Linked DNA regions of Mus musculus: all the other regions are linked to region 1. The links are chromatin loops, found by intact Hi-C in ENCODE. Cell type or tissue: left cerebral cortex. All regions are shown on one strand.

Evidence for each region. A loop is a pair of places that touch in the nucleus more often than their neighbours do. Peaks named below come from ENCODE experiments on the same cell type or tissue, not always from the same donor. Only the 100,000 strongest peaks of a DNase experiment are listed, where the experiment ranks them.
Region 2: a loop joins it to region 1, with 15 times the contacts of the local background. A loop is called at or near these places in 6 of 42 quality-filtered maps.
Region 3: a loop joins it to region 1, with 7 times the contacts of the local background. A loop is called at or near these places in 13 of 42 quality-filtered maps.

Annotation. Positions count from the first base shown.
Region 1 is chr3:5,213,493-5,221,492 of GRCm38, forward strand. Zfhx4 (zinc finger homeodomain 4) reads left to right here and starts at 5,062. Exons shown (of 11, transcript NM_030708.2): 1 at 5,062-5,435. 2700069I18Rik (RIKEN cDNA 2700069I18 gene) reads right to left here and starts at 7,331. Exons shown (of 3, transcript NR_045905.2): 1 at 7,178-7,331. In left cerebral cortex, no CTCF peak of the experiment used is centred here; DNase peaks (open chromatin) are centred at 3,545, 4,438, 4,983, 5,607 and 3 more places; H3K4me3 peaks cover 2,826 bases; H3K27ac peaks cover 1,883 bases.
Region 2 is chr3:4,792,988-4,800,987 of GRCm38, forward strand. 1110015O18Rik (RIKEN cDNA 1110015O18 gene) reads left to right here and starts at 5,721. Exons shown (of 4, transcript NR_045272.1): 1 at 5,721-5,835; 2 at 6,490-6,576; 3 at 7,644-7,770. In left cerebral cortex, a CTCF peak has its summit at 2,908 (motif pointing right); DNase peaks (open chromatin) are centred at 351, 3,981, 4,320, 4,706 and 1 more place; H3K4me3 peaks cover 1,238 bases.
Region 3 is chr3:5,573,334-5,581,333 of GRCm38, forward strand. Pex2 (peroxisomal biogenesis factor 2) reads right to left here and starts at 2,915. Exons shown (of 4, transcript NM_001267715.1): 1 at 2,705-2,915. In left cerebral cortex, a CTCF peak has its summit at 3,165; DNase peaks (open chromatin) are centred at 2,589 and 2,959; H3K4me3 peaks cover 1,969 bases; H3K27ac peaks cover 1,569 bases.

The DNA.
Region 1 (8,000 bases):
ACATCTGGATTGTTCCGTTGGAGCTTCTCCCCAGACTAATAGCTCCATATGTTAGAGGAGAATGGGCTTGTGATCCTGGGCTTGTGTGCTTTGTGGGTGGTAGTGGTGATAAGAAGTCCTCCTTAATTGCAATAAGCGATGTTGAAGAGCTTGTGAAGTTAGTCAACTGCTATTGTTTGGGAAGAGTCCCCGTCTGATTTTGTTTATAAACACTGGGCTTGATGCCCAGAGGGAAAAGAGGTCACTGTACTATCTGAGCTCTGACCTCCAGGAGGCCAGAGGGCTCTGACTCCCTCCCCCCCCTTTTTTTTCTTCTCTCCCTTAATTCTTCTCCCTCCCGTGGCACCCTGTGTAGCTCCTCCTTCCTTTCCCATTCTTAACTTTAACTGTGTCTGAGTTTACATAATGAGCTTTCCCACCCCAAAGGTCAGAGCCTCCAGAGAAAAGGTCTAAAGTAGATTGCCTCTGAAATAAAAGCCTAAAGTTTCTCCAGAAAGAGAAAAATCTATAAAGGTTTAGAGCAGAGACCTTGGAGCATGAGTGTTATTTTAAGATAAATAAGTAAATAAATATGTAAGTAAATAAATAATAGTATAAAGGAGATAAGAACCAGTCTAGAGGAAATCAGAAAGGGATTCAAGTGTCCACAAATACTACACACATACAGAGAGGCTTAACATGCTCTCTCCCCTTTGAATGCCACTGCGTTTACCTCTCATATCAAAGATGGTATGTTGCTTCTCCACGTTAACTCATATTGTAACACATACGGGCAGACGCTCGCGCTTGCGTGCACACACACACACAAACACACACACACACACACCTTTGTTACTGCTCCAGGAAACACACTTTGTTCATAATAAGGTTTGGACAGACACACACACCTTTTGAATTATCTCACTGTAAATCTGTGCTTGAGACACCTTCCCAAGCAAGCCCTGTACTTTTCCGTTCATTTTCAATCAATGTCCCATTTCCTCCTGACCTATGCAAATCCTCATATCCCTACACACACACACACACACACACACGGGAGAGAGAGAGAGAGAGAGAGAGAGAGAGAGAGAGAGAGAGAGAGAGAGAGAGAGAGCAGTCTTTGGTATCAAGTTTTAAGTGGATTGGAATGAGCTGCTGAGTTAAACAAAAATGTTAGTTAACAGACTGCCTTTGTTAAATGGCCCCTGGGTGGAGAAGATTCAACAAAAAAGAGGAAGGAGGGGGGCGGTTAAGGATCTGAAAGTGTCTGCTTTGCTCTAAAGAGATCCTAATGCTGAAATCTTGTAATACCTTGTTTCAAACAGAGCTTATCTATAGAGCCCAGAAACCCGGTCAAAAGACTGGGAACCTTACCCTTGGGCTGGAGTTGTTCTTGAACTGGAGGATGCCGGGGAGAGGGAGGTGGGGCATTATTAGCGACTTGGTGAGGGGAGGGCAGACTGGAAGAAAGGACAGCTGGCGACTCTTTATCCGGTTTGGAAAGCCCAGAGTGTCCTCAGCGTGGATTTGTGAAATAAACTGCTCCAAGGAAAAAAGTCTAGAAGTAGAAGTTACCTTTTGTTTCAATGTTAATTGTCCCTCATCTTCAACACTCAACACCTAAACACTTGATGTAGCCTTGGGGTTCGCCAACAGTTAAAGACTCTGGCAAGGTTCTAGTGGTAGGAGAGAATTGAGCTCCGCTAGGGTAACTAGCGAAAGTTCTCCGTGCATGAGGAAAAACTAAAAAATAAAATAAAATAAAAAGTTCTCCTTTCACTTTGAAAAATAAAGTAGGCAGCGCTCCTTTAGAGTGGCGGCAGGTTGGTGGAGTTTAAGTACCTTGAGACACTGCTTGTGAGTGGATTTGAAATCAGGGTCCAAGGTGCAGGGGCAGGGCTCTGCAGAGGGGACAAGCTGGGGGATTCTCAGTCGATCCGCCTAGAGTGAAATCTTCCTTGGCCCAGGCGGGAGGCTGTGTTCCTCCCCTGCTCCGAAGCAGCCTGCAGGCAGGGCTTGGGTTCGCCCTGGTCGACGCATCCCTGCTGGCGACCCACCCAGCGCAGACCAGCCAAGGATCCTGCCAACAGCTCTTCTAGCGCTGGCAGTGTGCTCTGAGGCCAAGCCCTGGAGGAGACTCTTGACTCTATGCTAGTGTTCTCTGCCCCTTCGCCTGAGCCCATTAACCCCCGACCTCACCCCCAGCCTCTCTTCTTAGGAAAGCGGTAAAAGAAGAACGGGGAGAGATGATTAAAAACAAAATACACACAAACACACAAGCTTTTGGAGGGCAACAGTCCAGGCACAGAAGGGATTGCAAAAGTGGGCAAAGGACCTCAATCTGTTCTGCTTTTGTTTCCTTAGAATTCAATAACTGCCCTCTCTACCCAACACACACACACAGACACACACACACACACACACAGAGAGAGAGAGAGAGAGAGAGAGAGAGAGAGAGAGAGAGAGAGAGAGAGGGAGGGAGAGGGAGAGGGAGAGGGAGAGGGAGAGAGAGAGAGAGAAGAGAGCGAGGGAGCTATAGTTTGCAAGAAAGAGAGGAGGGGTAATGGTGTTGGGATCACTAGCCACAAAAATGTTTAAATAATTTTGTTGACATTTGCTGGGTTTGATATTAATGACATTAATATTATTGATAACGTTTCAGGGAGGGTAAAGCAGCAAAAGAAATAAAGAATTTGTGGATGCAATGATCATTTTCCTTGTCCACCATGGCAGAAGTAGACCCTTTCTTCACCTGAACCTGAAACAGACTTATTACTCTCAGGTGTTTTCTTCATCACCTGCATTTGCCTGCCTGCAATAGCAGGAAATGGTTTTTCCATCAGCAAGCTTGTACACTGAGCTCTTTCCAGCAAAAGGCTTGATTTTTGCTGATTTCAACTTGAAAGTTTCCCCTGCTTTCATTTCCCCTTAGTCTCGTGAAAAGTCCACCCCTTTTCTCCAGGCAGACACCTCAGATAGTTTGTTATTATTATGGCTTTATCTAGGGTGTTTTTCTGTAAACATCCTCTCCCCCCCCCAGCCCCCCCCGCCCCCGCCCCCGCCCCCAGTGTGCAACATGTTTCTTAACCCTACTAAGGTGCAATGGGAGGGTTCCTGGTGAAGTTGCTGTGTGAAGGTAGGGCGACTATAAACAAAATAACTTTAAAATCTTAGAAACTCTTTCACTGTGAACAGATTTCTTCCCAAAGATGTTGGAAATAGGAGTCTCTTGAGACAGAATTTGCTTTTCTGTTGCCATTTAGTGGCTTTGGTTTCTAAAACACGGCTTCATGTAGCCACTCCAGATTTCTAAGATGGCATTGCCTTTTCCTCTTACCAAAGACCACATCTAGGTTTTATTCTCTGCTTTGAATTTTCATTGTAAAGTTAGCTAGTTGCTGAATGCAAGCAGCTTTTCAGATATGGGCCTAGGTCTGATCTTGCAGGGAGGAGTATAATTTTATCCACACAGATGTTTTGTTCTATTTGCATTTGTCCTAGGATGTAAGGCGTATACACTGATAGGACAAGGGTATTAGACCCAGGAAGACATATTTACTGTCTCTGAACTCTCAGTGATGTGCTACAAATCTTGCTGTTGCTATAAACCTTGTTTGGTACCTTTGGTTTTTAAGGACTAAAACAAGGTTTTGAAGCAGATCCTGGCAATCCAAAACTTCAAAGGCCTGTCAGCTCAGAAGTGGCTGGTGCCTCACCTGCTCAGGAAGCTGGGCAGCACTGGTGTTTCCTGTTTGCAGCTCATTTGATTGGTTACTCTTATTTTCATTATATGATTCCAGGTTTTAAAATATTACATAGATGGTGTCTACTTATGACCTCTTGTGTAGTAGTGTATCAAGATGCAATTCATATATATATATATACAGATATATTATATATATATATATATATATATATATATATATATATATATATATCCCACATTCAGTAGGGGGTATTTAAAAGTATGTCTATTCCGAGTGTTAGTTAATTATCTTTTAATGAAAGTGTCACTCATATTCACATCTGTAATATTGGAAAGAGATAATTAGATTTTCAAATGAGAATCAGGCACCTTAAATTTTGCACCAGAAAATACCAAATATATTTCACTCTAATGAGATCTGTATTGGGGTTTTAAAATTCATCATAATGTGCTTCCAGAAAGATAACTGAACAGTCTAGAAAGATGAAAGCTTTTCTTCCATAAGTCCTTTTAAACCATTACATTCAACTTATGCGATTCTGATAAAATATTCAAGAATATTACATAAAATCTAGGCTGTACCCTAGTATCACTCTTACAACCCGAACTTACTCTCATTTGGAAGTTTACTTTGACTAAACTAACCACTTCCACCTCCCTTGTAGGTTTTCTCTAGCGTAAATGCAAGTGCAAGATATAGTTTTAAATAGAATGCCTGAGGATCCAGAGAGAAATCTCTCCTTTGAAAGAGGTTGAACTGGGTGTTGTTTGCTCACACTGACTGGCACTCTTTATTTACATACATCTGCATATTTGCTCAGGCCTTAGTATTTAGCTGTTAAAGTACTTCTGAGTGCGTAGTAGAATAAACCAACCCAGAGAAAAGCTCTTAATTACCTTGACTTGTATTTCTCCTTAAAGCTCCCTGGTAAACATATCTTTGGTGTGAGAGTAATTATTTTGCCTGGGTTTTTTTTTTTTTTGTTTTTGTTTTTGTTTTTTTTTTTTTTAATCTAGAACTCTAAAAAGGCATTTCTTAGGAATGAGTTGTGCTTTTATATTCTTCTCTTTGCTGTCTCTGTGTGAGAGTGTGTTCGTGTGTGTCTAATGAAGTTTGAGAGTTGTGCGCAGGGGCGCATGGGGTGCGAGCCCCGGAGGTCCCCATCCTCCGTCTCCTTAGTCGCCTCGTCCAGGGCTCCAGCCGCAACGCTAGGAGCCCTGGAAGTCGCGAGGCTCCCAGGCTGCTTTGAGTCCTGGCTGCGCGTCATTTGCAGTCTGGGGAATGTTGATCACCTCACTAATTACACCTCTCCCCCCTCCCTCCCCCTCTCCCTCGCTCTCCTCTCTCATTCCCAGAGTGCATATCGGGAATAGACACACAAAGACATGCGCACTCAACTTAATCAGCCATTTTTTTTAAACAGGGCTAAAACGATAATAATTAGCAGAATAAAGACATATCGGATTTTCATTTCCTTTCCTCCTTTTCCCAACCCCTTCACAAGCAAACAGCGAGACCGCGGTCGGCACATGCTTTAACTCCTCCCGGAACCCCGAGGACCGCTCCGTGCTCCCCACTTTTTGCTCCAGCGTTTTTATTTTCACCCAATAAAGTTCGAGGATTATTTTTTTATTTTTTATTCTTTTTAATGAACCCTCTCGTTTTACTTGGATGTGATCAGCTGTACGTAAAATAAAAGCAAAACAAAAAAGAGGCGAAGATCGAGTAGGAACTGCAGGGAAATGGAAAGTAAGTTTTTTCTTTAACTTTTATTGAGTAGTTTGTGTTAAATTTAGGTCGAGTATCGATTATCTTTCCAGCCTGATCTTGCACAATCTTTGATATTTCGCTCACTCTCTCTCCCTCTCCCTCTCCGCCTCTCTACCCCTAGATCGCTTGCTACCGCTCGCCCTAGCACACGTACCCTCATCCCGACCACCTCTTCCGCTCTGCCCCCCTTTTCCATCTCTTTCCCCCGTTTTTTTTTTGGCTCAAAGATTTGCTCTGCTGAGGGAGGGAGAAGGCACAGGCGGAGGGGGGATTGGGGCTGGAGGTGGGGGGGAGGCATGCTTTTCAAGATTTAACTTTTGTATTAAGTGACTTTCGGCCGAGCAGTTTTCTGTCTTTTTCTCAGTCTTTTCGGGTTCTGCTTTCCTCGGGAGCCGGAGACACTCTGGTGATCCGGCGAAGCTGTCATTTCGGCAGCGGCTCGGACATTATCTGGGGTCCTCGCTCGCTCCGCGTCCCTGCACCCCATCGAGATGATGTTTCCTCTGCACACATTCTCCGAAAGTTTGGACAGTGGTCGGTGGGGCTCGCAGCCCCCCTCTCCTCTCCTCTCCCTTGATCCTCCCCTGTACTCTTCTCGGTTTCCTTTTCATCTTCCTTTTCCCTTCTCCACCCTTTCTCAAGTTCCCGAAGGGCACTCACTGCGCGGGGCTGTGGCAGGCCAGGGCTGGTGCGCGCGAGGCGCCGGGCCCGGGAGGATGGGCGAGCGCGGGGCTTGGCTGCAGGTAGACACCGGTCTGCGGAGCGCGGCCGGCAGCGGCAGGCCCTGGCGGCTCTTGGCTGCACGGGCGCTGCGGACCTGGTAGGTCCGTTAGGAGGCGGGATCTCCCGGCCTATGTCCGCAGACCTGGGAGTGGAGGCAGCTCGCCCCGGGGTTTGGGGATTGATCGCCACACTAAGAGGACACCCGCGGCTGGAGATCAAGAGCCTTTGCTTTCTTTTTTGGTAAAGGGCAAGGGTGTGTGTGTGTGTGTGTGTGTGTGTGTGTGTGTGTGTGTGTGTGTAAAGGAGATGTGGCTGACTGTGGGAATTGATGCATTTTACACACACACACACACACACACACACACACACACACACTCACTACAGGGTTCCATGTCTGCAAATGAACTTCACCTCCTCAGCTTCAGCTGGCACCAAGCATGCCTTCTGACCTGATATGATCAGTTAGGCTACCAGGGGCTGGAGTGAGCCTGGTCTCGCTTCTTTTCCTTTTCCTTTTCCTTTTCTTTTCTTTTCTTTTCTTTTCTTTTCTTTTCTTTTCTTTTCTTTTCTTTTCTTCTCTTCTCTTCTCTTCTCTTCTCTTCTCTTCTCCTCTCCTCTCCTCTCCTCTCCTCTCCCTCCCCTCCCCTTCCCTCTTCTCTCCTTTCCTTTCCCTTCCCTTCCCTTCCCTTCCCTTCCCTTCCCTTCCCTTCCCTTCCCTTCCCTTCCCTTCCCTTCTCTTCTCTTCTCTTCTCTTCTCTTCTCTTCTCTTCTCTTCTCTTCTCTTCTCTTCTCTTCTCTTCTCTTTTTTTCCTCTCTCTCTCTTTCCCCCTCCCTCCCTCCGTCCCTTTCCATTCCTTTTGCTCTTTTCTATCAGAAAAAATAAAATAAAATTTTTCTATAATTGTATAAAAGTTCCTCAGTGATGGCCAAGTTCCGGAATGTTCCCCCATCTTGCCCCCTCTCCCAGAAGACCATGCATTGGTTATTTCTTTTGTTACCTGTGATCCAAGCGAGGGGCTCCTTGAAGCGCTGGGTCTAGGGTTCGGCCCAGATATGAGGCTCCAGAGGAGCCTTCCGCTGTGTCTCCACAGTTCCGTGCGCCGTTCTGGAGAGGTTTTAGCTACCTTTCGGTGAGACACCCTCTTTGTAGGTACCAAAGGTTCAGATCACAAACATGGACACCCCCCCCCCAAACACACACACACACACACACACACACACACACACACACTCACAGTCAACACTCACAGAACACACATTCGCCCCACTCCCCCCACCTCTAGCCCCAACCTTGCCTTCACTTTCCCCCTCCCCCAAAAAGCACACACAGAACAACATCCCCCACCAGCACCAAACAAAAACCCAAAGACAAGTTCAGTGGACGAAGATGGTGTATTGACACTGACTCAGACAGAGGCAGGTTCACCAAGAAATCTAGCGTTGGTGATTTCTGACAGTTGCATTTCCTCTCCTTGAGCACCCCCCCCCCAACCCTTTATTAACTCTGTTCCATGTTTAATCAAGGATCATGTAGATGGCAAAAGGAGAGAGAGAGAGAGAGAGACACACACACACGGGACAGAGAGAGGAGAGAGGAAGAGAGAGAGGAGACTGGAAACAGGAGGGGTTTAATTTTTTCGTTTTTTTCCCCCTTTTTCCTTTCCTTCCCTTTCCCTTTCCATTTCCCTCCCTCCCTCCCTTTCTTTCTTTCTTTCTTTCTTTCTTTCTTTCTTTCTTTCTTTCTTTCTTTCTTTCTTTCTCTTTTTATAATTTTCTTCTCCTGGATTTTCAGTGGCGTGATCCCTATACACGTGGAGTGGT
Region 2 (8,000 bases), 420 kb before region 1:
TGTGTGTGTGTGTGTGTGTGTGTAGATGAATGGATCGTGTGAAACATGTATCCATGCCTATAGTTAAAGCTATAAACTGTATGGATTAATTATAACTTATAATGATGATGTTTGTATTCCTACACACAAAGATTCAGTAAATGCACTCAGTTAAGCTGCCACTAAAGCTTCATGGTGCCTAGATATTGGTTTTGAATTGTTCAATGATAGTAGTAAAAATGGCCTTAAAAGAGGAACAGTGAGAAAATACCACCAGTCCTTCCTCCTCCTCTTAAATGTATTATACGGTTCATATTGTAGGTTGTTACACTAAAGCTAAAGTGGGAAAAGAACAGATGGTAAAACAGAATGCACCATAAGTTTGGATAGTGTCCACTGAGAGGAAAATGCTTTATAATTGGTAAATACTATAATGAAGAATGTTAATCCATGTTGCAAGGATTTAGAAATCAAGCTGCGTCTGTGTAATATGAACTTCACCAATAAAGCAGTTTTCCCATCTGAGTTATCAAAGGATCAAACTGTGATTCAAACACATTTCAATATAAAGCCATGTGTCAAAGAACACACATAATATGCATTCACTAATAAGTGGATATTAGCCCAGAAGCTTGGAATACCCAAGATGCAATTCTCAAAACACATGAAACACAGAAGAAGACCAAAGTATGGATACTTTGATCCTTCCTAGAATGGGGAACAAAATACCCATGGAAGGAGTTACAGAGACAAAGTGTGGATCAGAGACTGAAGGAATGACCAGCCAGAGACTGCCCCACCTGGGGATCCATCCCATATACAACCACCAAACCTAGAAACTATTGTGGATGCCAACAAGTGCTTGCTGATAGGAGCCTGATATAGCTGTCTCCTGAGAGGCTCTGCCAGTGACTGACAAACACAGAAGTGGATGCTCACAGCCATCCTTTGGATGGAGCACAGGATCCCCAGAGAAAGACCTAGAGAAAGTACCTAAGGAGCTGAAGGGGATTGCAGCACCATAGGAGGAACAATATGAACTAACCAGTACCCTCAGAGCTCCCAGGGACTAAAACACCAAGCAAAGAAAACACATGGTGGGATGCACAGATCTAGGTACATATGTAGTAGAGGACGGCCTAGTTGGTCATCAGTGGGAGGAGAGGCACTTGGTCCTGTGAAGCTTCTATGCCCCAGGATAGGGGAATGCAGGAGTAGGTGGGTTTGTGTGTGTGTGTGTGTGGGGGGGGGCGATAGGGGATTTTTGGAGGGGACACCAGGAAAGGTGATAACATTTGAAAGGTAAATAAAGAAAATATCTGAAAAAAAAAGCCATGTATTGTAAAACCTCTTACTTCTGAGGGGTCACAGCATGCGTAGCCAGCATATTCCTAAAAATAACAAAAGAACAAAACCCCACTTGTGACTTTTGACTTTAATTTGCTATGAGTAACTTCAGGTGTGTAGCCTATTTAGAAGCTCTATATAATTGAAGGACCTGTGGAAGCTCTTAAAGTTATTCATTGCTTCTGTGAATATGGGCAGAAGGCAGCTGCTGTGTACCTGTGGATGCCCACTTCATCCCTCTTTCTCTTCTATTTTAAGCATTTCTGGACGCTATCTATCTATACCTGGTTTGTTTTGTGGCCCAAAAAAAACACGCATAAAAGATGATTCTGAAACAGAACATTTCTAGCCCAGTGATTATTACTGAACATGTAAAATACCGTGTTTCCTTGACTCCATGCTAATATTTTGTGGAAAATGTGTTATCTTGTGTTCATCATGTTTCTTATTTAAGAAAACTGTGAACCTGCTTGCAGGAATGAGTCCAAGGCCGAATTTGCTTGTAATTAGTGTTCCAACAAATTGATGTGCATAAAGCAGTCTGTGCTCTCAGCACCTTCAAATTCCTTGCATCAGTCACCAGATCATGATTTACTAATAAGGTTTCAGGCTTGTAAAATAGCCCAATTCTAACCATGTATTAATTTTTAATTTGGCATTTTAAATGTAACTAACAAAAGACCCTAGAACTCTGACAGGACCCTACATTGTGAATTACTTTAAAGAGGTTTCAATATGGTGTACAGTGATTTCACTCAGAAAAGATAAGGAAAATAAATGTGTGTCTACATAGACATCACAGAACTAGAGTTCTCGTTCTTTCTTAAAGATATTTATGTTACATATTTTAGATGGTTCACTGAAGAATCCCAAGACTGAGTCTGAAACTTGGTTGTTTCTAAATTCACAATTAGATGATAGCTGATGCATCTTGGTTAATAAATTTTATATTAGACGATTTGCTCCTAAAATAATTCATTGGCACTTGCAAAATATTTTAAATGAGAGTTGGTATAGCCTATAAATCATTTGAATCACCTTGTTACTTGCTGCCTCAGTCTGTTATGAAGTAGTAACTCGGTGAAAGCTCTTGGAAGATACATGATTTTGCTTTACAACCTTATTTTCAAAGGTTTGAGATGATCATTAATGCCAAAGTCCAGAACTGTCCAGATCTGTCTCAAAGGAGAAAGCACAGCAGGCAAAATTCCCTTACCTAAACTATCATTAAACTCAGGGAGTTACCATACTTAATGTGAAGAATAAGCACAGAAAATAGTTTTTAAGGAGCCCTATGTATAAGGAAAGCCTACAGTCACTTATGAAAGATGTTCTTGAAATAACAGAATGTTGCCCACAATAACAATGTTTATTAGCACATAAATAAGGGGTATAAATGATGTTGCTTATCTATGGAACAAAACACAAAAGATAACTTATTAACAAAAAAATAAATTGTTTCACAAAATATGAGATGGTAGATGTGACAAAAAATAAATAAACATTTTATTTGCACAAAATGATGCCTTTATAATCTATTTAAAAAAATATACTTGCCACTAGGTGGCTATTTCTGATCAGATCATTTTACTATTTTAATTACATTTTTAATATCCTGGCTGCATAAACAAAGATAAATTACAAACCCTGCACAATCCGCTGCTAGCACAGGCACAATCAGTAATAATATCAGCTTTTGTTTGTGCCTCTTCTAATTAGAATCTGAAGCCGAGGCTTTGTCAATCAATAATTTTAATTTTAGAATCGCCTTTTGATCTTACTCTTCATGTTTGTTTGGGAAATGATCAGTAGACAAAGCTGATAATTTATGCAGAAACAATCTCTCCACAGTGCTCCAAGCAAATCTTACCACCCCCACCAGCCTGCAGACTGAGCCTGACAGGGGTCTAATTAGCATGCAGATATGTGTCGCCTCATTGGCAATTCAAATTGCTTTTTTATAATGTACCTCAAATTGTGCTACTCAAACATTGTATTTGATTTCCAAAGCCCCCTGGGCATCCTGTAATGTCTGCCTTCATCCTGGGTATGAGGCATTTATTGAACAATCTGCTGAAACTGGCTGTCTTTTTGAAAACACCCAAATACCCTATCCTGGAAGCCTTGATTCCTCACTTCAGAGAGCACTGCCTTCTCCTGTAGATTCCTTGCACTACATAGGTAGGTTTTGAGATGACAGGTTCTCTCATGAGGTGCCTCTCCCACGTGGTTAATCTATAGAGGACTTCAGTCTTATGCCACTCATTTTTTAAGTGGGGGAGGAGGGCTAGTGAGCACACATTAATATGTGGCACATAACCGCATCCCTGAATGCCAGTCTTCCTTCTTCATTAAATAAAAATGACTGGATTGCAAAGGTTGATTTTCTCATTGCCCACTTACATAGACATACACTCTCAGGGTTGCTTTCTCAGCACACGCATACAACCTCTTTTACACAAACCTATGTACCTATCCAAGACAGCATATCACATGCCTTTGTCACTACTGAGTTATGTGTGTGAAAGTTGCCTGCAATATTACAAATTCCAGCATACACTGAGGCTTTTTTTTCCCCATGCAGCAACAAGTGGCAGAATCAATGGTGTACAGTTATTCAGCAATGTAATTCATTTCACTGGGTTTGGCTTCTAGCCAGACTCGCCATCTGTCTCCAGCTCTCCCTCTCCTGGTCTCTCCCTCTCTTTCGCTTGAATTTGTCCTATTCTGTAATGTTACGTGCCTGTCATCCTTATCCTATGCCAGAGGTACACTGCCAGCCTCACCCCTTTTCCGGAGCGGAGTTCTCTGACTTCAGTGGCACTTGGGATATTCCACATCAATGGGAAGACAAGAGTAAAGGGGGGAAAAAGGAGTAATGCAATAACAATTATTATAATTATAATACTGTGGGATCCAGTTGCTCCTGTTTCTGCCTTTTATCCAAAGCCCGGAGACAGTTATGCATCACCCAGGAAGTTTCCCTGCTTCATTAGAATATCTTTGTTTTCTTTATCATACGCTGGCACCACACGCCAGTACACCACTCCATGGAATGCCTGCTGTTGGACACTTGCAGAGCTCTGCCACCAAAGAACCTCTTGCACTGGAAATTGGGTACTTCTCTAGGATCTTATGTGTGCTTGCTGTTTGAAGCTGCAGAAAAGTGAATAATCAATTAAGTATTGATTTCTTGTAAGATTTGGTAAATTTCAAAGGCAAGACAAAGAGGATGGCTTAAGGAAACACTGCAGGGACTTGGCGTAAATTAGACAACTAACGGAGATGCAGAATAAAATAACACCTCAAGTGAAGATTTCCTTGGAAGAATTAGCACTAGCTATTGGAAGACAACGGTGGATTTAATCAAAATAGAAGGCATGCAAGAATTTCACCCGTGAACGAGAAAAAGGAGCTAATTATAACCACCTTTTAAATGGAGCTAATTTGACTGAATGGATGCAAATGTGCTTTACTTATGGATGAAGAAACAAGCCTTTCTGCATGATCTTGGGATCATTTTATCTGCTAAGCATTGCAGCTCCTGTGCCCTTCTACACATTTTTATTTCCAGAGAAGGTATTTATATGTAAACAAGAGCTAACCATGCAAAAGATTCATCCATCGGGACAATAGACTACGGTATATGAGCTATAATTATCACTTGCAGACTCTCAGAATCTCCTCTAACTTGGGGCTTTTGCAATCTTTGCATGCAGCATGTTATGGTAATAAATGAAAGGTGATGCACTGTTGTGATTTTTTCGATGTATATTTTATTAATTTTAGACTTTTAAATATGTCAATTCTGGATTATATGGCAATAAATCAATAATGAAAGGAAGGGAGTTGGTGTGCAGGGTGGTATTAGGCATTAACTGTCTTCTTAGAGATCAAAATTCCACCAACCCATAAGCTCTTTAATTATAAAAGAATGATAAATTTTTGACAATTGAAGGATTGGTTTTATAATGGGAAAATGTGTTATAATCAGTAAGAGAAGAATATTATATTTCCTCTGTATTTGGAATGTTCTTGACTGGTTAACTTCTCTGTTGCTGAGGAGGAGTAAATAGCGTAGAACAGGCAATGAGAAGGGTATGCAGTGACAATGCATTGTGCCTGTACATCACCACCTTTCAAGCTCGATGCCTGTTAAACATTTGTTTCCATTTCTATTTTTCTTCTTTTCATCCTTTCTGTCTTGCAATTGACATTCTCTGAGCACCCATAGGAACCAAGTTACCTTAAGCTTCAATACAAAGACCTTGTAAGAATAATGAATCCTCATTTGCATAGACATTTGTATTCAGATTTGCCAGGCTATAAACTTGGCAGATCAAGCAGAATATTAAGTAGAGGGTTCCTGGTAAACTGTTGCTCTTAAAATTGCTAAGTGCTCTCTCGCCCTGCTTTCCCTCTCCTCTGTCACTGCAGGTGAAGTCTTCTTATGAAGTGGATTTGCTCCTTCATCTTTCAGTACATGATGTCAGTCTCAAGCAATAGCAGGTATTCTAGTTAAAAGGACAATATGAACTGTGATGTAAATATTATCTTTCCTGGCCAGAGATGAGAGAAAGTTTTTAAAATAGAGAAAGTGGTGGATAATTAATACATGTGTGTGTGTGTGTGTGTATATATTCAAATATTTATATATTCATATGTATAAATTAATATTTTAATCCTGTCTGGCATGTTCAAAAGTTGGAATATGTGTTTTAAATCTCCTAAGGGACATAGCAGAACAAAGGCAGCTCTTTATTCTGTAAATGATTAAATTGTGCCATTGAGACTCATCCTTGATGGGCTGCTCATGCCATTCTTGAAATGTTTGAAATGCCTTATTACAGTAAGTCAAGTCATGGATAGACGTATGTAATTCTTTATTTTGCTTGGTTCTGAAAGAAAATGAATAGGAATGATTATGGCTACTTTTAACAAACTAGAAATATGTCCTGTAAGGTCATGTCTATATGGCAGCAATAAATGAAGTGAAAAATGTTTATTTTCATTTCCCTGTTCAGTCCACTCTGTAGTTCAAAACAAGTGCGTGATTAGGAACACATATGCAGGACTTAATTTTTCATACATTATCAAGTATTTCGGAATCTTGTGAACAGAATATAAATTGATGACCTATTAACAAACTCTCACTTCTTGAAGGCCTTTTATTTCCCAGAAGATACTCATCACTGTGGGCAAACTAATGACACATGTTAAGGAATTCAGTCTTATGGAAATCATCTAAAGGTACTTTTTCAATGGTTTTTCTCTTAAGTTCTATTTTCAAAAACATGTGCAATATAAATGATGGTATGCAGACCGGGTTTATCATACAGGGTTTCCTTTGTGTTATGTGGTGGGGAATTTCAAATTTGCTAAAATTACCCTAAGCTACTGATTTAAATAACTATTACTTGAAGTACAGATAAGGCTCACTTTTATGTAGGAAAAATAAGAAAATATGTACTAAATGATACTAGATTTTTTTTGTGAGGTCAAAAACATGCATCATCAAATATTGTGACTGAAAAACAGAACAAACACCAAAAGCTTGTAAAAATATATCTAAGAATTATTGGTACCATGTGTATTAATTAATTCATTACAATGTATAATATTCTAAAGTAAGTTTTAGTTGTCCTTCATAGGCTAACCACTTTATCATCTAGAAAGAAATAATATAAATTGTGGCTTTGGTATAAATTATAGATTTGTATTCTAAAGTCTTACTATTTACTGAAAATAAGTAATTTGATATTTTTATGAAATCATTCCCACACTGGAAAATAACACTAACATCACTAATTTACAAAAAAAAAAAATGTCATATATACTGTTTTGTGAAAAAGTAGTTTATTGTCATCAAGTTGCCTGCATAGTAATTGTGGATCTAACTAGACAATGTTTAAATGGACTTCTCCAGGGGTCTTAATGAGAGCAAGCTGTAATGATTAAGAACCATCAATATCACAACATAGTGCAAGCAAAGGCTACAGCCTATCACATCAAACAAAACATCAGCCTGTGTTTTTATTAAAATATATGGGATCTTTCGTATAGATTAGAATTTTCATTTAATATGTTATAAATGGTATATTTACTAATATAGAAGAAATTATGGACACTACTAAAAGTAAGAATACTTCCAATTCCATTCAAGAATATACACATTCATTACAAATTCAAATACCATTAGAAAAGAACACATTTATATTTACACTTTTCTTCACCACTGCCCATCAATTTGAATCTGTCTTCTATAATAAATGCTAATGATGTAGTTAATTACATCTGTGTGTGTACTTACAATGCAGGTTTAGAAATTAGCCACTGATGATCTCTATCAAGAAGAAAGACTATGCTATCCTCTCATTTGCCTTCTGAACAGCAAGAATGAAAATTCCAAAATCATAGTGGGTTTTTCAATATCCACACAGAAAAGTAAGTGTCTCTTAGGTAAAGGTCTTAATATGTATGAATTATTTTCTCATCTTTCTACATAGGAATGCAAGTGGATATATACAATAAATCAGAGGTTTTCAACCTATGGGACCTGGCCCTTTAAAACTGAATATAACTGTCAGGTTTTCCCTACCATAACGAAACAGCCTATACTCAATAAATACTAAGGTTATTTTAGACAGACATGATACTCAAGGATGTGGAGGGGA
Region 3 (8,000 bases), 360 kb after region 1:
TATTAGAACATAGATTTAACTGCAATTTTTATGGTAAAAGAGAATGGGAAAATATCCCCAAATGAACAAAAAGGTATCAAGTATGGACAAGAAATTACCAAGTAAAACCTAATTGTACCAGACACTACATATTTCCTTTATTTTGTGTCCTGGAATCTGTCTAAAACAGTAGCTGTTATTATGTTACTTTTAAAACAAATATAATTTAAGGTCAAGTAACAATTAATAAATTGCTGGTAATCAATCCAAAATTTGTAGACAATAAACTTAGCTTTTTTGCTGTTGTTGTTGTTGTTCCTCAGGATCATTCAAAAGACAGATTTCATAACTAAGCTCTCCAAACTACAGATGAAGAAAGTAATTAAAGGAATGTGGTAAATCACCCAAGCTCCCATCCACATTCCCTCCCCTATACATTCCGTCAGGGACTCAATCAAAGGGCCTGAATGTCAAATCTAAAAAGAGTCTTCTCTGGGTAAAAAATGTGGTTTGATCATTTATTATGAATACAGAATTGTATGTAAGGTAGATATTATGCCAACACATCTCCAAACACAAGGGTTAGACAAGATAGAGACAGAATTACTTTGGAGTTCCTGGTTGATACATTTTAATAAGGACGGAAAGACAATTGGGTGGTATTTTATCTTTACTCACTCAGGAAAGAAATCTGAGCTCTGATAAAAATACATAATAAATACAGGAAAAAAAAAAGCTACAAAAAAAAAAAAAAAACCACCAAGAAACAAAAAACCCATTATAGAAAGGGACTTTTGACTGTCTTGAAGGAAATGGGCTGGAAAGGCACACAGTCCACAATGGGAAGGCCAGGAGATGACTACTCCTCTCCCCTTCTCCACTACCATGTATAAAACTCAGTTGAAATCGCTGCCAGGCTCACAGTCAAGGAGAGATGGAGCAGCTGAGGCTTTCCCCAAGGCTTCTCTCACATTCTCACGGCACGCAGGAGGGCCACAGAATACTTAGAAGTTACCTTTACTTCACAGGAAGAAGACAGGGACTACGTAGCCTACATTCCTGTTGTCCAACCAGGTTCACCAAGAATGGGGGAAAGGTGCAAGCAATCTCAAATGAACGTTGGTTCTGACATAAAAACTGATACAGCTCAGACTTTCTTTGTACTATAGGAACCTGAAAATTACTTAATGCCCTGCAGATCATATAGTGCTAGATCCCTAATTTTCCTAGACAAGGCATGACCAGCAAGTCTTCACATACCTTCAAGGCTCAGATATTGAATGGATCAAACAGAAAATTAATGCAAAGGCTTTGAAGACCTTCAATTTAAACAAAACAAGGATATTCAGTAGGAAGGGAAATGGGAATTATGAGTGATCAAAAAGACAGAATTAAACTTTTCTTATTTTTAAAAAATAAGATAGCATTGCCATGTTTGTCCCTTTTAAAAATAAGGAATACATAACTTTAGGATGCCAGAATAACCGGATGAATGCATACTGAAAACAATGAACAATTGTGCTAAGAAGAATTTTCATGCTGAGGAGCAAGTCAGATCATCGGGTCCAAGATGTGAACTAGATCCTTACAGGAACACTGTTGTAAAAGAACATATAAATAGCTGTGCTTGTTAAACGACAGTTGACAGCCGGCTTGCTTTGTCTCTCCTCTGCATGGCTTCAGGAAATTTCTACAAAAGTTCTTTTATGGAACAATTTTAAAGCCACAGATTGAGTGCTACCTCTAATTACTAAAGAAGAGAATTAGTCCAAAAGGTAGAGCTGGGCAGAAGCAAACTATAATCAAGACTAGAACTTAATTCTTTTCATGTTAGTGGCCTAGTATGCTCAGTTTCTTTACTTTTTAAAGAAAAAAAAGGGGGAGGGTCTTTTTTCCTACTAATTCTGACTCATTTTTCAATTCTCCTCATTCTGGATACAAGTAATTGATAGTACAAAAAGGATCAAGACAGTAACAGAAAGAAGCTACTCCAAATCCATTCTGTTCAGGTTTAACTAAAGGCCACACATTCCTGGAGGGTGTTTTGACTACAAACTGGTAAGGGTCGGGATGGGGGTCCTTAGTCATACACCAATTATCTAAAATAATCAAGATGAAAAATGTGGCAAAGGGTCCCACAGAATATTTGAAACCGATAGTCTGGGAAAGTTTCAATCCGTGAAAAGTTCTTTTGCTAAGTGTTGCTGTGTGAAAAATGGCACGTGAATAAACTACTGAACCAACAAAGACTTTTAAGGACTCCCCACAAAGAAGAGAAATGATTATAACATTCCTTATAGCAAACCAATGGATTGCAATGTAAGTCAGAAACTAACTTGTAAGAAAACCTTCCATAACTCTTGCCACGAAGACCAAGAATGGGCTGTTGGAAACGTTGAAAGTCCAAAACACTGAAAAACTCATAAACTACAAGAGATTCTTATTTAAGAGTTAAAGCACTCAATCTAGTACTGTTCTAAAGGCGAGGAGGCGCTTTCCGGGCTGTCTGCAGCGTCGCCGCGGGGCGTGCAGAGGCAGAAGCGTTGTCTGCGTGACAGCGTTAAACTAGAGGAAAACTAGGCGTCTGGCTTGCTTTACCGCCTTTGCGGAACCGAGACAGACTGAGCCACCGCGGCCTGCAGCCAAGGCAAGCTTCGCGACGCCGTCCTCGCAGAGCGTGCGGCCCGCGCGCCCTACGGCGGGGCGGCTGCGAGCGGACACTGACCTGCGGGGTCTGCGGGACGCCCGGGCGCCGCACGGCCGTTTCTCAAACAATCTCCGGAAAGCTGGGCATTCCGTGGCCGCATCTGGGTCGCCCTCACTTCCGGAATCTGCGGGCTTCCGGAGCGACGGAAGACCCGGAAGTGGCTGAAGAGAGAGCGGGGAATTACACCCAGAAGCAACACCGGGTCTGAGGAAAGCCGGATAAGGCCTGGCCACGGAAAATGCCGAGGAGCCGAAGGGACGAAGAGACGAAGGGACGAAGGGACGAAGGGAAGAGACGCCCAAGAGGACACTCCACGCACTGGGATTGGTCCGCAAAGCTGCCTCTGATTGGCAGAAGCGTCACCGAGCGGTCAGCGCGGGGTCAGGGCCGGGCGTGAAGAGGCTTTGCTGTCCCGGCCCAGAGGGAGGTCTGGGCTCTGCGGGCAGGCTCTGGGCCCAAGGACGCCGCTGACGGCCGCTGGACAAGTGCCGCCGGCTGGCGACCCGGCGCCTGCGCACCTGAGGGCCGGGGACTGACCTTGGGTCCTCCCGGTTGTCGGTCTGACCTTGTCCCCAGATGTGTGGCAGCACACTAGGTCCCCATCGGGCAGCCACTGGGGCAGAGGCTGCAGGCCACCCGATGGGAGGCAGGCCAGTGACAAGGAGCTAGAATGGCCTTGGCTGGGTGGGTTGGTCGGGAGGTACTTAGGAAATCAGGTAGAGCCTACCGAAGTTGTAAAGTCTTTTTAATGCTACCAACCCCGCCTGCATCCCCAGGCTCGTGGAGGTAGTGATACAAAAATACAATTGTCTCCAATGCCCCAAAACTTTTCATTGTATTTTGTTTCAGAAATTACCCAGAGCATCAGAGTTCTGTGCATGACACATGGACAGCATAAAGGAGGCGGTAATAAGAACCTCAGAATCATGCACTCAGTACAATTCTGATTCTTTGTTTTTTGTTTTTTAAATAATGTGTGTTTTTAAAAAAACAAAACAAACAAAAAAACCTTAGTATCTGGAGTATATTAAAGGAGAACTTGGGAGCAAAATTGGGTGGAAGACAAAGAAAGCAAACAAATCCCTTTTTAACAAGTAACCTGACAGTGTAGAAAACACTGTAGGAGGAGCTCCAGTTTGCTACAGTAGGTATGGAATACAGATAGGGACTGCAGGGATGTGTCTAGAGATGCACCAGTATACCCACCCCATGGTGACCACTATCTTCTTGTGATTGGTTTGAAATACAGCCTACTCTAACTGTAAGGTATGGACACGATTCTAAGACAGCTTAAAGGGATACAAAATACTCATCAATTTGATGCATTGGCCATTATATTGAAAGTGTTCCAAAAAATTTAAAGTAATGGGGTTCCTATTATTATGTAGGGAGCTGTTGTTCAAAATAGTGAATTCTCTTTGAAGAGCAAGGCTTTGACTTAGTTGTGTAGGAAGGTAGCCCAAGGTAGGCTGTGATAGACTGTTTAGGTTTTGGTGTTTTTTGCTTTTGATACGGGCTTTTGCAATGTAGCTCTATGGTTGGCCTCAAAGCACTTCTGTCTCAGCTGCTATGTGCTGGGAAGACAACTGCATATTTTCTTGCCTAGTTCACTTGATTTTTATGAGGACAAAGGTGAAATTAAAAAAAAATAAAATAAAAATGGGACCAGGGAGAAGGCTCAGGAATGAAGGTACTTTCTGCCAAGCAGAAGGGACAAATTTCATCCTAGATACTCAAATGGAAAGATCACCTGCTCTTGAATCCTTCACTATGTCTCCCCCATATAAGCACATGCACACACACAATAGCAATTACATATAAACAAACACATCACACACATGTGCACACACAATAATGGCTAGAGAAGACATTTTCAGAAAGCATCTCTAGTTCAAAGAGTTTTAGTAGGTCTCATGAACACACATCACAGTATCTCCATAACAAAGATCCCAGCTGCACGAGAAATTTGAATTATATTAGATGATTCTTAAGAATGCCAGGAAGCATAGCATTTAAAATTACTGCTGAAAATATTTAAAATCAGGATATATTTATATAGTGTACTTCATTAATCTTTGTAGTGAGCTAGTAGTTTCAGAAAACTTGTTTTTATTATTTTAAAACTTGCCTTAAAAACATATCCACTCATTTATTGAACAAAAACCTGAGCTGGGCTTTATTCCTGGGCCAGGAATATTGCTAGACAGTGTTAATGAGAAAAAAAGCCAAAGAGAAGACAGAGATGGCCTATTTCTAGGAGCTAATAAGGACCTGTTTGGTCACTATGAAGATAATAAGCAAGGCATATCATATTTTGCATTTGTAAATTCAACACATTAATATTTTAACCAAGAATTATTCTTACAGATGTACAAAGGATCTTATGAAGACTTGACTGTGGTCTTTTAAGAAGTACTGAAAAAATTAATATATTTCATTTACTATGAGAATTTAAAGAAGAAAAAATTGATTAATCTTTTACCTTTAAAGTACAAAGAAAATAATGGCATCCTATATCCTCCTTTTGCCTTTTAGTGGTTTTTAGGCTCTAAAGAATTTACCAATAAAAATGTTAAGAACACATTGATTTATGCCTCTAACATATTTTTAAATTGCTGACTTTAAGAAGGTAAATTTATATTAGCATATTACATTATTCTTAAATCAATATAATTGGGTCTTTTAAGAAAAAGTTGATTGTACAATCTTTTAATGTTAGTGTTGCTGCTGTAAAGAATTTCTGTGAAGTTAACACCTCAAACCAACACTTATTTTTATATCTTAAGATGGGCCTCAGTGCACTAAAATCAAGGTGTCTGCAGGCCCTGGTTTTTCTCTGAAGCTCAGCGGAGGAGTGTGGGCCCTTTGCTCACTGGTTGTTTAGTAGTTTGCTATTTGCTGATGTCAGGTTGATGTTTCTCTCTCTCTCTCTCTCTCTCTCTCTCTCTCTCTCTCCTTCTCCTTTCTTCCTTTCCTTTTCCTTCCTTTACTCTCCTCCCCTCCTCTTCCTTCTGTTCCATTTTTTTCCCTAACTTTTGTTAGCAGAGGACTTATACAATGCCTAGATACCACCCACAGTCTGTATTTGGAGGCTATCTTCCTCTATCTTAGAAGCAGGGGGTGAGGCCCTCAGCTATTCTTTCCCCATTCCAGGCTTACATCTCCCTAGTCACTGGTTTTACAAAAACACATTTGATTGTTGTCTTAGGGTTTTACTGCTGTGAACAGATACCATTGACCAAGGCAAGTCTCACAAGGACATCATTTAATTGGGACTGGCTTACAGGTTCAGAGGTTCAGTCAATTATCATCAAGGCAGGAACATGTCGAATCCAGGCAGATAATGGTGCAGGAGGAGCTGAGAGTTCTACATCTTCATCTGAAGGCTGCTAACAGAATACTGACTTCCAGGCAGCTCGGATGATGATCTTATAGCCCACTCCTACAGTGACACACCTACTCCAACAAAGCCACACCTAGTCTAATAGGGCCACACCTTCTAATTGTGGCATTCCCTGAGTCATGCATATACAAACCATCACATTCCACTTTCAGGCCCCCATAGGCTTGTTCAAAGCTTCTCATAGGCTCTCTTCATAGTGCTAAGCCTCAATTCCATTGCCCGACTCCTTCAGTCCTGGCCCAACTAAAACTGAGGCTGCACCTTCACTAATGGTCTTCCAAAGCCTCAAACAGTGCCAAGCCTTAGCAATTCTTTATGACCCCTTCATGCCTTCAAAACCAGTATCCCTGGATGACTCTTACACATTACCAAATACAGCTGCAGAATAAGTTACAACCTTGGCTATATCTGGAACACAGATCCTTTGTGCTCCCAGAAAACTTCCCAGAAGATTTCATCTCAGTGATGCTGGTATCTTCTTAATCACTGCTAATTCTAAGCTCCAGCTAATCAGCATCAATTTTTCTCAGTAGTCCCCTTCTCCTCTTAAATATAAAGCCAGAGAAAAATGGCCGAAGCTGCCAAGTTCTGCTGTTTGCAGGAGCTGAAACATGGCCCCTTGTTTTATTATATTATCACTAGCTTCCTCTTTTTCAACTCCTTCGCTACCTAAGCTTGGCTGTCCTGGATCTTACTTTGTAGATTAACCTTGAAATCTGCATGCCCATTTCCTGGGATTAACAGTGAATCACCATGCCTGGATTTAAGCTTTTCTTCACCTAGAACTTTCTCTGTCTCAGGCTGACCTCGAATTCAAGAGATCTGCTTGACATGGAATTAAAGTGTGTATCACTGTGCCAAATCTAAACCTATCTGGGTATGATCTCGTCCCAAAGTCCCACTCCCTTAATTTGTTATCCCCTTGAACACAGGATTCAGCTCCATTTCACTTCCTGGTACCCCTCTAATACTTGAACCATATATTTTATATTTTTTATTTCTCAGGTTGCTAAACTTCTATAAAATGAGACTTAACCAGAGAACAAAGTCTCTGCTGGGCATTTCTGAGACTTCCTTTAGTTACTGCAATTAATCTGAGTCTCTTTATCTTAGCCTCAGGCAGATTCAGACAATGGCAAAAAGTAGCCACATTCTTCACCAAAATACTACCAAAATTGTCTGTAGGCCACACACTGAAGCTCTCTCCTAAAACTTCTTGAGCCAGGTCCACACAGTTCAAATCACTTACAGCAACTAAGTCTTCCATATTCCTACTAGGATAGCTCATTTAGTCCTTCTTAAACCATTCAATGGCTTTCCAAATCCAAAGTCCCCAAATCCACATTTTCCTAAACACAAACATGGACAGGCCTATCATAGCAATAGCCTACTCCTGGTACCAACTTCTGTCTTAATCAGGACTTTACTGCTGTGGACACCATTACCAAGGCAAGTCTCATAAGAACATCATTTAATTGTGACTGGCTTACACGTTCAGAGTTTCACTCAATTATCAAGGCTGGAGCATGGCAGCATCCAGGCAGGTATGCTGCACGAAGAGCTGAGAGTTCTACATCTTCATCTGAAGACTGCTAGCAGAGTACTGACTTCCAGGCAGTTAGGATGAGGATCTTATAGCCCATACCCACAGTGACAACTTTACTCCAATAAGGGGACACCTACTCCAACAGGGCCACAGCTTCTAATTGTGCCACTTCCTGAACCAAGCATATATAAATCATCACAATTGTGTTACATCTCCTCATGACACTTTAAATAAACTTTTGATACATTAATTAGATTTAATTTCAGGAGTGAGCTTATGAGGTTTTTTTCAGGCATTCAAAGATGACAAGGCGTACTGTTGTATAATCTCTTTACCTTGAATGTGAGTTTAACTTTGACTTTTTC